3 separate regions of the Mus musculus genome follow, and all the other regions are linked to region 2. The links are chromatin contacts, found by POLR2A ChIA-PET in ENCODE. All regions are on one chromosome and are shown on one strand. The core of a region is the stretch at or near the end of the contact, and the rest is flanking DNA. Distances in the headings are between cores, read along the strand shown. Region 1 holds the start of Atraid (all-trans retinoic acid induced differentiation factor). Region 2 holds the start of Mpv17 (MpV17 mitochondrial inner membrane protein). Region 3 holds the start of Nrbp1 (nuclear receptor binding protein 1).

Region 1 (4,467 bases), core at 343-2,842, 110 kb after region 2:
TAGCAAGACTCTGTCTCAAAGAAAACAAAAGGAAAAGCAAATCCAAAAAAGGTAGCTTGCATAAAGTCCTAGGTTCATTTCCTAGTACCCAGAACAACAATAAGAAGAAGAAGGAAAAAAAAAAATTAAAGGCTGGAAAGATGGCTTAGCAGTTAAGAGCCAGTATTGCTCCTACAGAAGACCTGAGTCTAGTTCCCAGTACCCACACTGTATCTCACAACTGCCTATCATTCCAGCTCCAGGAGGATCCAAGGCCTCTGAAATTTTCCAGCACCTGCACTCAAGTGCCTGTACCCAGACAGTCAGACAGACAGACAGACACAATTAAAAACAAAAAAATAAAATGAAGAAAAATTTAAATGTATTTTAGTAAAAATAATACAAAGACTTAATAATAAAACTATTTTAAATGAAGCCACAAAAGCCTATAAAATGGCAAAAACTATGATTTGTCATTCAGGGAAAAAAAAATCAAAAGATCATTTACTTATCGAAAAATCATCAAATTCAAATGTTTAGAATCGAGCATTAAATGTCTCCACTTAGGTACTAATATTTATCCCCAGAGCCTGCTAGGCAAGTCTGTAGACTCCAGTCTGGGAACTCTAAAAAGTTCAAAAGAATATTCAAGGATGTCTTCTCCTCCCTCACCCCAAGATGGTGCCCTTCTGATTCAGGCAGCATCGGGCCTGCATTAGCTTCGATGTATCCTCACAGTAAGCAGCCACTCTGGACAAATTGTGCATACCTCCCGGACACAGGGTGCATATCTGCAGAAGAGAAAGAAACCTGATTAAGACTCCAGAAAGAAAAAAAAAAAAAAGAACAAGTCAGTAGCCTTTCCAGAATTCCCATAATGCAAAGCGGAAAAGTGCCTTTTGTAAACAGAACCCATTTTTTTCCCTTAAAACCCCCGCACCAAATCAGCGCACTGTACGAGAGAAGATCCTCGTGTTTGTGCATTATTACTTGACTATACTGTGTCCTCTCCAGAGACTTCTCCACCTGACAGGCATGGTTTGGCAAGTGTTAAAGGGCTGCAGGTACACAGCGTACTCAAGCATCACTATATATTTAGATAGATAGATAGATAGATAGATAGATAGATAGATAGATAGATAGATAGATAGATAGATAGATAGATAGTCGTGCCATTGCACCACGCACAGCATTCGTGCAAGGAGAGCTGGCAGAAGAACCCTGGGACTCGTCTGGGAAGCACTATTTAAAATTATTCAAAAGCAAGGAGATCAAATTTCAAAGGACTCTGAATGTGGGCAGGGCGAAGGTGCTAGTGGCCTGCACTACGTGAGTACTGGACAACACCATCCCCGCAGGCACAGGGCCCGGGGAAGCTTCAGGGACAAAAATCTGAGCTTCCGACTGGCCAAAGGGACAGACACCGGCGGGCGAGCTGGATTCCGGGCTGACGGCCAGCAACCTTCTTCAGCCAGATCTCAAACTTTCTTCTGTACCTCAGGTAGAGCCAGGGCCCTCTCCACGCCCAGAACCAGGAGCAGGGCGGCCGCCCGAGAGCCGCCTGACTCCCGAGACGCCATTTCCCACTGCTTTCCACCGTCTTGACAGCTCGCGAGAACCGAGCGCGAGGCTCCGCCCCCAGCGTGTCACGCGCCAGCCTTGAGGCGAGGCTTAGCTTCCAAATCCTGTCACTCTGGGGCGTGGCCTGGTCCGCCCGGGGCACGAGCCGTGGAGCCCGAGGCGTAATTTGCCCGCAGGTTCGGGCTGCTCGCGGAATTCTGAGCTCCTGTCCTGCGCTTGCTCGCGGTGGACAGACCCACCATCTCTCCATTCTTCCTGGAGCGCAGGCCTGTCCAGTTAGCGCTTAGTTGCCTTGAGCTACTGCATGACCCTCAGCCCGGTGCGGACGCCCGGGCAGCTCCATCCGCCCTTAGTAAACATGGCGGCGCTGGGACCCGGGAGGGCGGGGGTAGGGGGCGGGGTCCTGCTGTCCCGCTGTCACCAAGTCAGGAGGTGCGAGCCGAGCCGAGCCGGGCCGGGCTGGCCTGCGGGCCAGCTGCCCTCATGTGGAGATCTCAAAGGTGGGCAGGGCGGGTGTAGGATGGGCCGGGCGAGGCGGGGATTGGGCAGGGCCGGAGAGACTGAGTTCAGTCGCCTGGAGGCGGGACTGGAAGGGGCGGGGCGGGGTGAGCCTCTCGGTGTGGGCTTTGGGGAAGGTCTTAAATACTAGTGCAAAGTCGTGGGTTCGCCACGTGCGGAGAGAAGGGGAAAGCTGAGCCGAGAGAGGGTAAGGGTGATGGAGGAGTGAAGATCGGAGGGCGAAGGGCAAACGCTGGCAAGAGAACACGAGCCTGGGAACCCTTCACCTTAATGTTGCGTAGTGTTCTGCAGCCCGGGCAAGGACGCGAAGCGGGAAAGACGCTTCCTTAACTCATGTTCTTTGCCTTGCCAAGGGGGAAAAACCAATGCTGGTTTCGGAAAGAACGTAGGAACTTTGGTAGCCCTGGCCGAACCACCGACGCAAGGCAAGCAGAACAGCAGCAGGTCTGACTGGAAGGGCGCTGGGAGAGACCCATCACACCTAAGGGGACAGCTATTGCTCTGGGTGACGACTCCTCAAAAGGTAACTAGAGACAATTAGAGCTCATCTCAATTAGCCTGCCAATGCTTCCATTCCACAGGCTCCAGGTATCTGCCTGGAAATCCTGAATTTGCATTTATCAATACATTTAGCTGGTGGGATATCTTGTTTTAATGAGAAAGGCCATTCAGATCTTGAGGAATATTAAGCCCTAGATATTGGTGACAGTTGGCCCTGCAGGTGTTCCCTTATATTTCAAAGGGGGAAGAGGGTGAGGACTTAGCTCTGGCATTCCTAGTTAAGTCTTGTCCCCAGTACTGAAAGAAATGAACCCACAAACCTCAATACCTTTCATTGCAGATAAGTCCCATGCAATGTGAGACCTTTTTAAAAGACATGTCCACTGTTGTGAATCAGTGGAGTTTGTAGAAAGCCACTGTTCTTTTCCTAGAATTGGATCGTATGAAAGTTGTGTTACTGCTGGCTTGGCGTTTTCCTGTCTGCTTACCTCTTCTTCCTCTATCCCAGAGGCTTCGTGGTTTCTCAACGCAGATAATTAATCAGGAAACTCTAGAAGCAGAGGAACCAAATCGGTACTACCCGACCACTTGGTGTTTTATTTTGAGACCGTGTAGCTTTGGTTGGCCTGGAACTCATAGAGATCCACCTGTCTGCCCCCTGTGTGCTAGGATTGGTCTAGAAGGGTTTTTTCTTTATTTTTTGTTTTGTTTTTGTTTTTGAGACAGGGTTTCTCCGTGTAGCCCTGGCTGTCCTGGAACTCACTCTGTAGACCAGGCTGGCCTCGAACTCAGAAATTCGCCTTCCTCTGCCTCCCAAGTGCTGGGATTAAAGGCGTGTGCCACCATGCCCGGCTTGTTTTGTTTTTTCAAGACCGTATTTCTACAGATATGGCTGTCCTGGTATTCACTTTGTAGACAAGGTAGGCCTTGAACTCTAGAGATTCCTCTCCGTCCGCCTCCAGAAGGATTAAAGGTGTGTGTCACCCTCCTTGTCTATCCTCCTCATCTTCCCATAGCAGTGACAGCTTGCCAAAGAGAAAGAAAACTCAAGGTGTTGCAAAATATCAAGGCCTGGGGCCCCTTTAGGTAAACCAGAGCCCCTTAGAATCCTTGACCCAGAGACGGTAGAACATGTGGCCCAAGTTCAGACTTTTTCTTTGTCCTGTGAGGCTTATAGTTCAGGATTAGTCTGTGGGAACCGCACCCTGCCAACTAGGCAATATGTGCCCAACTGTTTGAATACAGTTCAGAAGATGCTCTGTTTCCTTGGAGGGCAGGGTATATTAATCTGTCACTAGAATAGTTGAAATCTATACTGTTCCATGAATGACTGACTACAGTTAGCACTCTGTTCCTTTCTTAGTCTTGGGACTAGTGAGATTGGAGCACTGGTGAATACCTGTGAAAAATTCTTTTTTATTGTGTGTCTGTATGTGTGTGTGTGTGTGTGTGTGTGTGTGTGTGTGTGTGAGTGAGTGCTGGTGTGAGGAGGCCAGTAGTGAGGGAGCCACAAGTCGATGGTTTCAAGCTGACTGTAGGTTTTTGGAACCAAACATGTCCTCCCCAAAGCAGCCACAACTCTTTCTTTGAACCCCTGAGCCATCTCTTCAGCCCTTGTAATAGATATTCTTCCTATGTGTGGTGGTGTGAACCTAGAGTTTAAGGCTAGCATAGTCTACATTATGAGTTCTGGGCCAGTCAAGAATACATGGTAAGATCCTGCTTCAAAAAAACAAAACAGCAAGACTCAAGACTCTTTACAGGTTCTGTAGAGAGGCTCTGAGAGACAGATTTCAGGTGAAATATCCTGTACTCTTCTTTCTCTTTTTTTTTTTTTTTTTTTTTTTTTTTTTGGGTTTTCGAGACAAGGTTTCTCTGTATAGCCCT
Region 2 (5,004 bases), core at 1,484-3,983:
TCTGCTTATGAAATATTCCCAATCACTGACATATGACACTACTTGAACACTCCTAGATAGTGTTTTTAAATTTTTTGAAGCTGAGTATAGTGGTGCATACCTGTAATCCCAGCACTTAGGAGGCCGAGGTAAGAGGATCACAAGTTTGCATTCAGTCTGGGCTATCTCATAAAACCAAAAAGTAAAAAAAAAAAAAGTAAAGAAAAGAAAAAAAAAGATCTTCTTTATATCAAGTCAGAGTATACCTCTCTTAATTTTACTAATGGGTGTTAGAAAATAGTCACCCCCCCTGTGGCTGCCCTTTCAGTACTTCACAGTAGCTATCATGTGTTCCCAAGGCATTTTTCCTCTAGATTAAATATCTTTAGTTATTTCAATCATTCTTTTACAAGTCATGATTTTTGATCTTTATGATATGGTCACATTGCTGACGTATTAAACATGTTTAAACTCTGTATAGAAAGTATTTAGAACCCAATAATGTATTGTTCGCTCAATCAAGTCCTCTGTGGATAGCAGCACCTCACATGACTGATACTGTCTTGAAAACACAGGCAGGGGACACATTGGAGTATACAGGCTGAAGTGTGGAAGGAAGTAGTTAGACCATCTTAGGAAATAGGAAACAGGTAGCCTGTTTCCTCTTGGATGGGATGCAGTTTACATTAGTATTGCCTGAAACAAAACCTAGACTTTAGAGCACTCAAGATTGGTCTGTTATATCTGGAAACAGTTTTCTACCTGAGTAGTGTAGAAGATTTGTCAAACGCCAGAAGTCTTTAAGAAGAGAGCCAAGTAGTGAGTCCCCTTCCTATACAGAAGAGGAAGCAGACCTCTAGGACAGTAAGGTCCTTACACAGCAGAAGGGCCCATAACTGCATTAGTGTTAGGAGCCAAGTGTTATAGCACTCTGTTGTGATCCAGCTCAGGCGGTGTCGGGCTTGCTTTTTGAACTAATAAAGAAGTGCCTTCCATTGCAGAGGAGCTTGGCTTGTCCTGCAGAGCAACCCATCCATACAGCACATCTGTATTTCCCTACTTCCAGCGTTAGAGAAGGTGGAACCTGGGGGGGGGACTAAAGGCTGTGCCAGCGACCCTGCTCCTGGTGTTGATTCACGCTTGAGCTGAGAAGTAACTGTGGGGGCAATATTTTCTGTTCTGTTCTTTCTCCTCTCCCACAAGCCTTTTCTCCTCAGTCCTTTCTTCCCTATCTTCCTTCCCAGTGTAGCTGTTCTTGGTTCTTGCTCTTCTTCCTGTGTGCCTTAGCTTATTCTGTTGCCTTTGACACCAACACCTAAACCTATGTGTCCTTCAAGATCTCATCTCGGCTGGGATGTAGCTCAATGGAAGAGCATGGACTTAGTGTGTGTGCAAGATCCTGGGCTCACTTCCCTCCTGGTATCTTCTCCCCTCCAGAAACTCCCAGGTCAAACCTCACTAAGGGACTTTTATATTTCTCTAGTGGGAGAGAAGGGAGGATAGATAAATGATATTAAGCATTTTCTCGGTTTGGGGTGCTTTTCATATACCCCTGAGCTCCATGGGGTAGGTACTATTTTATGTAATGACAATTAGGTTCTGAGAGGTTAAGCAATCTGAATAAGGCTTGAATCCATATCGCTTAAAAACACCTTCCAATCTTGCACATTTGGACTCCCTTATTATGTCTACTAGTGAAATTCTTTTAGCATGTTCTGTACACAAGAATCTAATTCCCCTGAATTCTTACTCTCTCTAATAGAATCCATCCTTCATTAATCATACAGGAACTGACTAACTGAGCTGGGGGTGGACAGACATCAAATAAGTTGACCTTTTTCAAGGCTTGGAGACGTATACATCTTTACCTACCTCAGGAAGGGATTTGCAGGGAGTTGGGTGTTAAAACTAGAGGGAGATTAAGATTCCTAAAATGTTTTTTTTTTTTTAAATATAGTTTTATGCCTCTTTGCTTAACATGACTAGAAGCCGGGTGTGGTGGCGCACTCCTTTAATCCCAGCACTTGGGAGGCTAAGGCAGGTGGATTTCTGAGTTGGAGGCCAGCCTGGTCTACAGAGTGTGTTCCAAGACAGCCAGGGCTACACAGAGAAACCTTGTCTTGGAAAAACAACAAACAAAGCATGACTCTAGAAACCCATAAAGCAAAACAAACCCTCCATTGAGTTGCCTCTTGTACAGCCCTAGAATTCAAGGAGCCCTGATTGCAAGACAGGGTCATTTTACAAAATTCATGACCAAACTTAAGACAGCTAGCACGGGCGTTCTCAGGTTCTGCTAAGCCAGTGGTTCTGAAAGTTGACTGCTTGTCCAGAAAGATTTTTCAGACAAAACTTAAAAATTTGGTATAAAGAACAAGGAAAAAAAATAGAACAAGTCTGAGTTCTGCTCACTTGGGAGCTTGGGTATACCTGCACTACTTCAGCATTCAAGTTTCCAAACTGAGAAGGGCGTCTAGACCTGACTACCTCCGGGAGACTGACAGTCTGGCCTGATAGTCTGGGGAGAACGAGGGTGGGGGGTGGGGGCAGCCGAGTTACAGGGAAGCACAGACTGTCCTACACCGATGTTTGGTGCAGTCCACGAGAAGGGGGCTGCCCACTCCCCTTAAGTGGTCGGCTGAGCCGCCTCGCAAGGGGTATCAAAGGCCCCACCCACCTGCATTCCTCCTGGACTGCTTGTGTCCAAACAACAGCCCGGCCCGCAGGCAGACGGAAGAGGCGGTGCTCGATACGGAAGTCCCTGGACCAGCTTCGGTCACGTGAGAGAAGGTTCTGCGCAGAGCTGGCACTCAGGTGAGCGGAGGTTCTTGGCATTCAGAGACTTGAAGCACTGTGGGTTGAGAGTTCTTGCAGGTCATGTGACCTTACAGATCCAGGTCTTGGTTTATTTCTGGTGTGTAGTTACTCTTATAAAGGAGATTCCAACTGAATCTGGGGACCTATCGTGTTTACTTGGGGGATGGAACCCAGACTCTGGATGGAAGCCAGAGTAAGTCTAATTTCATGAGTGTCTTAATCAGGACTGGATGCCTTGCTTCAGGACCAGGACCAGGTTACTCAAAACTGCTTCCTTTCCAGATGAATAGTGACCACAAGGCAGGGGCACGGCCCAGTAAGCAAGCTTTCTGAGGCCTCTGTCACTTGCAGAGTTTGGAAGTAAGGAGAGTGAGCATAAGGAAATGGCAGGCATGTTCTTTACTGTGAGGGGCAATGGGAGTGACTTATCCTCTTGGTTTGACAGGGAGCATGGCACTCTGGCGAGCATACCAGAGAGCCCTGGCAGCACATCCGTGGAAAGTCCAGGTTCTGACAGCTGGTGAGTGTCACTCTGGGACCAGAGTATAATTAGAGCAGCTGATTTGAGGTGGAGGAGGAGGCCCATATCACGACACCACCTACCTCCTCCAGTTTAGCCCCCCCCCCCCGGAAGTGTTTCCCTTCTCCTGAACTATTATGTCTGTTTTGGAGGGTGAGCTGTTTCTGAGACCCATGCTGGAGGGGAGACGAAATAGAGACGTGGCTCAGAGGTTAACAGCGCATACTGCTCTGTAGAGGATTCTACACTATGTCATGTAGCTCAGAGCCACCTGTAGCACCAGCTCCAGAGAGCTCTGTCACCTCCAACCACTTGGGGCATCTGCACTCACTTGCACAAACACACACAGTTTAAAATGATAACAATAAATCTAAAAGAGAGAGATGCACAGTCTGTCGAGCAAGACTTAAAGTCCTCAAGAAATTAGGTGATAGTTTCTGTTTTTGTTTTTCAAGGCAGGACTTCTCTGTATGGTCCTGGCTGTCATGAAAATCTGTGTGCCAGGGTGGCCTTCAACTTAGAGATCCACCTGTCTCTCCTTCCTAAGTGCTGGGATTAAAGGGATGTGCCACCACTGCCTAGCCTAAGTAGTCCATTCTTAAAAAGCATTGCCCCCAAGAGACCCCACCTTGGGAAATTAAATGCTTTCCTCTTATACTTTATAGTGTGCTGAGCACATTGTCTCCATGCATAGGCGCCTCCAAAGGTCTGTTAGCAGGAATGAGTCCACATTAAATGACACACCTAACAAGTGCTGAAGTAACTTACTCCATTTTTATACATAATGTTTATTGTGAAGTGTATAAAACAGTCATATATCTAAAGTTTAAATCATATTAAAAGGGAATCCTTCAGTAATCAGCTTTGGAACTCTGTTGGATCCCTCTCTTTCAATTCATATATTCCAGTTTTTATTTCATTTTTAAGACAAGAGTCACACAACCCTGGGCTGACCTAGAATTCACATTGTAGCCAGACTGGCCTTAAACTTGCAGCTGTCTCTTCTCAGCCCCCTGAATGCTGAAATTACAAATGTAAACCACTACGGCTGGCTAGATGGCCACTCTCCTAAGCTTAGCTTACATCATTGTTTGGCTTTTCTTACAAACATATTCTCAGTACACTACCTGCGGCTTTTTTACTCTGTCAGCGATGAAGTAGCAGCTTCACAGAGCGCCTCCAGTGCCTCTTTGTATCTGTTCCACCCTTCCTTTTGCTGGCTACTCATTGTTATGACTGGGGCTACTCTGAGGTCGTTTGCTTTGAAGCACATCTTAGGTTCCTCCGTGGCCAACTTTTCAGGCAAATCTGAAGTTTTTTCATATGCATACAGAAGCCACAGCATGAGGAGCAAAGTGCTAGTTCAAGGAAGCCTCAGCAGGCCTCTGAGCATCAGAGCATCAGAGCATTGCAGTGGGCGGTCAGGTAATAAACAAGGCTTGCCTATGCTTAGATAAAGAACCCATATTCGGCAGAGGGCTGAGGGGAAAGAGGGGGGCTGAAGGGTAGGTAGGCCAGAGGTCTTGTTAGTAGAATAGCTGTATGTTAGCATTAGAAGCCGCATGACTGGCCAGAAGGTGGACTCCTACTCCTCTCTGGCCCCTCGATAGCATCCTGTGCCCATCCACCTCTTGTCCTCAGAGTGTCCGACCTGCATGACTCACCTGGCTGAGTGTGTGGTGACTCAT
Region 3 (4,519 bases), core at 962-3,461, 87 kb before region 2:
CGAAACTCCCAAGGGTGACTTATCCTACTAGACCAATAGTGACATTATTCATCTTTCCTATACATAGGTAGAAGCTGCCTTTGGGCCAAGTGACCGACAGGCGTGACTTCCATCTGTAAGTGTGGCAAGTGGGTATTGTTTAACAACATTTCTTTTCATTTACTCACTGAAATGTTTAGTAACATTTGTAGGTTATTGTACGTCACACACTGGGAGGGTGCTTGAGATAGATCAGTGAATTAAAATAAATGAAATGCCTACACTTACCTAAGCACAAATTAAAAAAAAAAAAATCAAAGACCTTGTTTCCAGCTTTCCTTTCATTTACATTGCTCAAAGGCTCTGACTTTTCCAATCTCTGAGGCACTAGATCTGATACCAGTTACCTCCTTCAGAAACAAATAATTCAAGCTATAGTTTTTATAGGTAAAGTACTAAAAATAACATTTCTATAGGCGCAGAGTTGCTTTAAGAAAAACCTAAGTTTCTAATTAACCCATACCAAAAAAAAAAAAAAAAAAAAAAAGGGACAATCAAATGAACACAGACTGTAAAAAAAAAACTGAAACCTGTGTGTGATTAACTCAAGGAAGAGCAGTCTAGTAAGAAAGCGATACCCTGGAAAGTAAACTTGCACTCCAGAGTCAGTTCAGAATACCTAAGACCTGCAATCAACACCAGAATGGCCATACAACTCTCTTGCGACCCTTTCTACGCATCTCTCCCCAGCCTATACAGTTTTATCTGAATCGAGGGACTTGTATTAACGCTCTAGTAAACGCAAAGAACACTACGGGACGGGGGCGGGGGAGGGGAAATCTGGTAGGATACTTCCCCACTTTAATTTCTAAGGAAAGTCCTTGAAAGCCTCCTCAGTCTGCCAAGACAGCTATTAGTTGCGTGCATGTCTTAATAAACCACTAAAAAAGATGAGTTAAGGATCACTTTTTCCTCCGTCCCCTATCAAAGAGCTAAGAAAATAATAAAGTCTGTTTCAGCTACATTCGCAGAATGTGCATCCAATCTGAACGGATAAGTGAAAGTCTAGCGAGATACAGAATATACTCTGGAACGTCAAAGCCCATGGAATCTAAAACTACAGGACCAAGGAAACAGGCAGCCCCTCCACGGGGCACTTAGAGAAAAGATGAACTGTCATCAGAGACAAACATCCAGAAAGCACATTGCCCTCCCAATCATGTCCCAGAAGGTAAAATAAGAGCAGTGCCTAAAGATCTCCAAGCACTCCCGCAAGAGATGCAGAAACGTGTGCAACACTGGGGGTTCTGCCTCAGAGCTGCTGGCAGTTTTAACAGGGATCACTGTGGAAAAGCTCATTTGCATCGGTGAGGGTATCTCCTCGAAGCCTCTAGCTACCCTGAGGACGCATAGTACATTCACTACAGGGCATTGTCTGTCATCTCGCAAAGTTGTTCTCCCGGCTTCCATTATTAGTTGAAAGCCCTCTGCACATCACCCCGCATAGCTCGCAGCCACAGGCCGCTCTGAGGAAACCCAGAAAGCCTCTGAGGTCAACAGAACTGCTCAGTCGGAGAGAATGCAAGCTCGGAGGGAGGAGGCCCTCAGCTTGTCAACACTCCAACAGGTCGCCCGGCCAGTATCTGGAAGGAAGCGGCGGCGGACAGACAGTGGCCGGCCAGGAGACCGAGCACCACAGCCACCTCATCAAAGGCCAGCCCTGCCCCGCCGTCAGGCCGCAGACCACGCCCCCGCGCTCGGCGCGCCGCCCCGCGAGCAGGCCCGGCCCGGACGCCGCGCTTCCTTCCGCAGGCCCTCGGGCCCGGGCCCCCGCCCCGCCCCCGCCCGCGCCGCCTGCCCCGCCTCTCGCGGCCAGAGTTCCAAGAGAACGCCGGGGCCCCCCGACCCGCGCCCGCAGAATTCCGGGCCGCCGCGGCCACGCCGGAGACACCAGGAGGGCGGGCGGCGCCCTGGGGCCAAGGTGGCCCCTCAGCTGCGACGGGCCGGGCTAGGTCGGGCCTGACTCCCGAGAAAGCAGGGCCGCCCGACAGCACCCGCCGGCCGCGTCCTGCCGGCCCGCGGCTCGGGGTCATCCTGCCGCCCTTCCGCGAGCCCCTCCCTCCAGGGCCTCTTTCTCCGGAGCTCACCTCCCGACTCCGCGCCCGCAGCCTGCGCTTCAGCTCCAGCTCGGGTTCCGGGGCCTCGGATCCCAGCGACTCCCTCACAGCTGCGCTCCGCAGCGCAACCGAACTGCGGGCCCCGCCCTCGCGGCGTCCGGACCAACAGTGGGCGGTGCCGCACCGCCGCCAGGTTTCCATTGGACAGGGCAGCGGGGGGCGGTTCCCACAGACCGAGGCTCTCAAGGCAGTCTACTGCCGGGTCTCCTCCCCTTGCGGGGTTCCGGCAGACTGCCTGCCAGCGTTGTCTTCTTGTCTCTCTGTCCATCCTCCTCCCAGTCGAGGTGCCCCCAAGTAATTCTGCCGGACGAAAGGAAGGCCTTCTCTCTCTTCTTGAAAGCGCCATGACAGTCCTAATCCTCTAAGAAGACAAAAGGAACGGAAGACGCAGCCTTTCAATCTGAGGAACGAACCCACCCACATTCCCCATTTGGGAAAGAGACAGTGCACTGGTCATCAAATTTTCAGAAAGCTTTTTTTTAATCGCTTAACATGAAAACTAATAGTTGCTGATTTGCATAACATTATTTACCCAGACATAACCTGATTCGACCCACATAAGGGAGAACTCATTGAAGTTATCCAATGATAGTTGGCAAATTCGAAAAAGAAACAAAACAAAACAAAAAAAAAAAGTTACTCAAATTTAAGTTGACATGAGTCCAAAATAGAATCCGAAGTAAGAAGATCCATCAAAACTGTCTTTGAAAAGGTATTATTTGGAAAGAGTTTACATTGTCTGTGAGTGTAAAGAATTACAATAGATTCTGGGTAAGCCATTGATCTTAGAAAGTTAAAGGCAGAATTTAAGAGATGTATAATACCATTATACATGTATTATCAAGGAAGAAGGATGAATCATCTGAATCTGAGAATGTCACAATCACCAATTTTACTCTCCTTAAAGGGACTAGTTAATCCTAGTTCACGGGTTCACACAGAAATCCTATAGAGACTCATTTTTTTCTCATCTCTTCACTTTAAAATGCTTGCTTTAAAAACTGAAATTTCAACAAGCATGCCAGAGAGATCTCTGTGAATTCAAGGCCAACCAGGGCTACATAGTCTCAAAAACAAACTTTTTTTTTCACCCAGCATAGTAATGCATACCTGTAATCCTATCACTCAGTAGGCTAATGCCGTGAGTTCAAGGTCAGCATAAGCAATAGAGCAACAACACTGTGTCAAGACAAAATAGAATTCTGATGTTGGATTAAAAGATGCACTTACCTAAAATGTATAGCACACCATTTCAAAGTTTGTTCTAGTCTCAGAAGGGTGCTCATCCTCTCCAGATTAGCCTTTCTGCCAAAGCCATTGTAACTCCTGAGCCATGGCAAGCATTCATGACATATCTGTTCATGCTACTTTAGTTCCTATTATTTTCTGTCAGTACTATTTCAAATGTGCACAGAGGATCTTTTGGCAACCTCATTTTCAGTTATTTTCTCATGTATACCTAAAATGACCAACTGCTGCCTACATTTTTACCACCTCACTTATGTTTCCTGATTACAAAAGTAATAAATACTAGCCAGATGATGGTTGTGCATGCCTTTAACCCCAACACTCCGGAGGCAGAGGCTGGTGGATATCTGTGCACTTATAGCCAGCCCGGTCTACAGAACAAGTTCTAGGACAGCCAGGGCTACAAAGAGAAATCCTGACTTGGAAAACCAAAAGCAAACAAAAAATAATGAATGCTTATTATAAAAACTCAGAAATTAGCTTGACTGTGGCCCAAGCCTTTAACCTCAGGACTCAGGAGGCAGAGGCAAGAGGATCTCTGAGTTCAAGGCCAGCCTGGTCAATAGAGTTGAGTTCTAAGACAGCCAGGTCTACACAGAGAAACCATGTCTGTGAAAAACAAAAACAAAAAAGAAATTGATATGGAGACAGAGCCTAGCAATTAAGAGCACTCTCTGCTTTTGTAGATAACCCTGGTTTGGTATATATACATGGCAGCTCACAATTATCTGTAGCTCCAGTCTGAGAAAATCTGGCACCCTCTTTTGACCTCCATGGAACCTAGGCATGCATACAGTATACGGAAGCAAACACTCATAAGCATCATAAGCATTAAAATAAATCTTTTGAGCTGGGTGTGGTGGCTCTTGCTGATAATCTCAGCATCAGGAGCCAGAGACAGGAGGATCTCTGAGTTAGAGGCCAACCTAGTGCGCAGAGGGAGTTCCAGAACCGTCAGGCCTTCCAGAGAAACACTGCCTCAGTAGTATAATAACCAAACATACCTTTGTTTAAAGCCACTAAAAACCAAGAATCTCAAAAATATTTCAGTATAATATATATACATACATGGTGACTTCTATGAATCAGGCATTTTTTTTTAAGTTTTATTTAGT

The links. ChIA-PET counts read pairs that join two places held with the same protein, here RNA polymerase II (POLR2A).
Region 1: POLR2A ChIA-PET joins it to region 2 with 26 read pairs in Patski. The contact joins the promoter of Atraid here to the promoter of Mpv17 in region 2. POLR2A ChIA-PET finds 5 or more read pairs at or near these places in 3 of 5 experiments (Patski and embryonic stem cell).
Region 3: POLR2A ChIA-PET joins it to region 2 with 10 read pairs in Patski. The contact joins the promoter of Nrbp1 here to the promoter of Mpv17 in region 2. POLR2A ChIA-PET finds 5 or more read pairs at or near these places in 2 of 5 experiments (Patski and embryonic stem cell).

What each region holds. Positions count from the first base shown.
Region 1 is chr5:31,045,765-31,050,231 of GRCm38, reverse strand. Atraid (all-trans retinoic acid induced differentiation factor) reads right to left here and starts at 1,592. Exons shown (of 7, transcript NM_027855.4): 1 at 1,476-1,592; 2 at 652-770. The coding sequence starts at 1,559. It overlaps Slc5a6 (solute carrier family 5 (sodium-dependent vitamin transporter), member 6), which reads left to right and starts at 2,153. Exons shown (of 18, transcript NM_001360022.1): 1 at 2,153-2,266; 2 at 2,433-2,602.
Region 2 is chr5:31,151,980-31,156,983 of GRCm38, reverse strand. Mpv17 (MpV17 mitochondrial inner membrane protein) reads left to right here and starts at 2,733. Exons shown (of 8, transcript NM_008622.6): 1 at 2,733-2,793; 2 at 3,242-3,316. The coding sequence starts at 3,247. It overlaps Gtf3c2 (general transcription factor IIIC, polypeptide 2, beta), which reads left to right. Exons shown (of 19, transcript NM_027901.2): 19 at 1-978.
Region 3 is chr5:31,238,610-31,243,128 of GRCm38, reverse strand. It overlaps Nrbp1 (nuclear receptor binding protein 1), which reads right to left and starts at 2,211. Exons shown (of 18, transcript NM_147201.2): 1 at 2,127-2,211.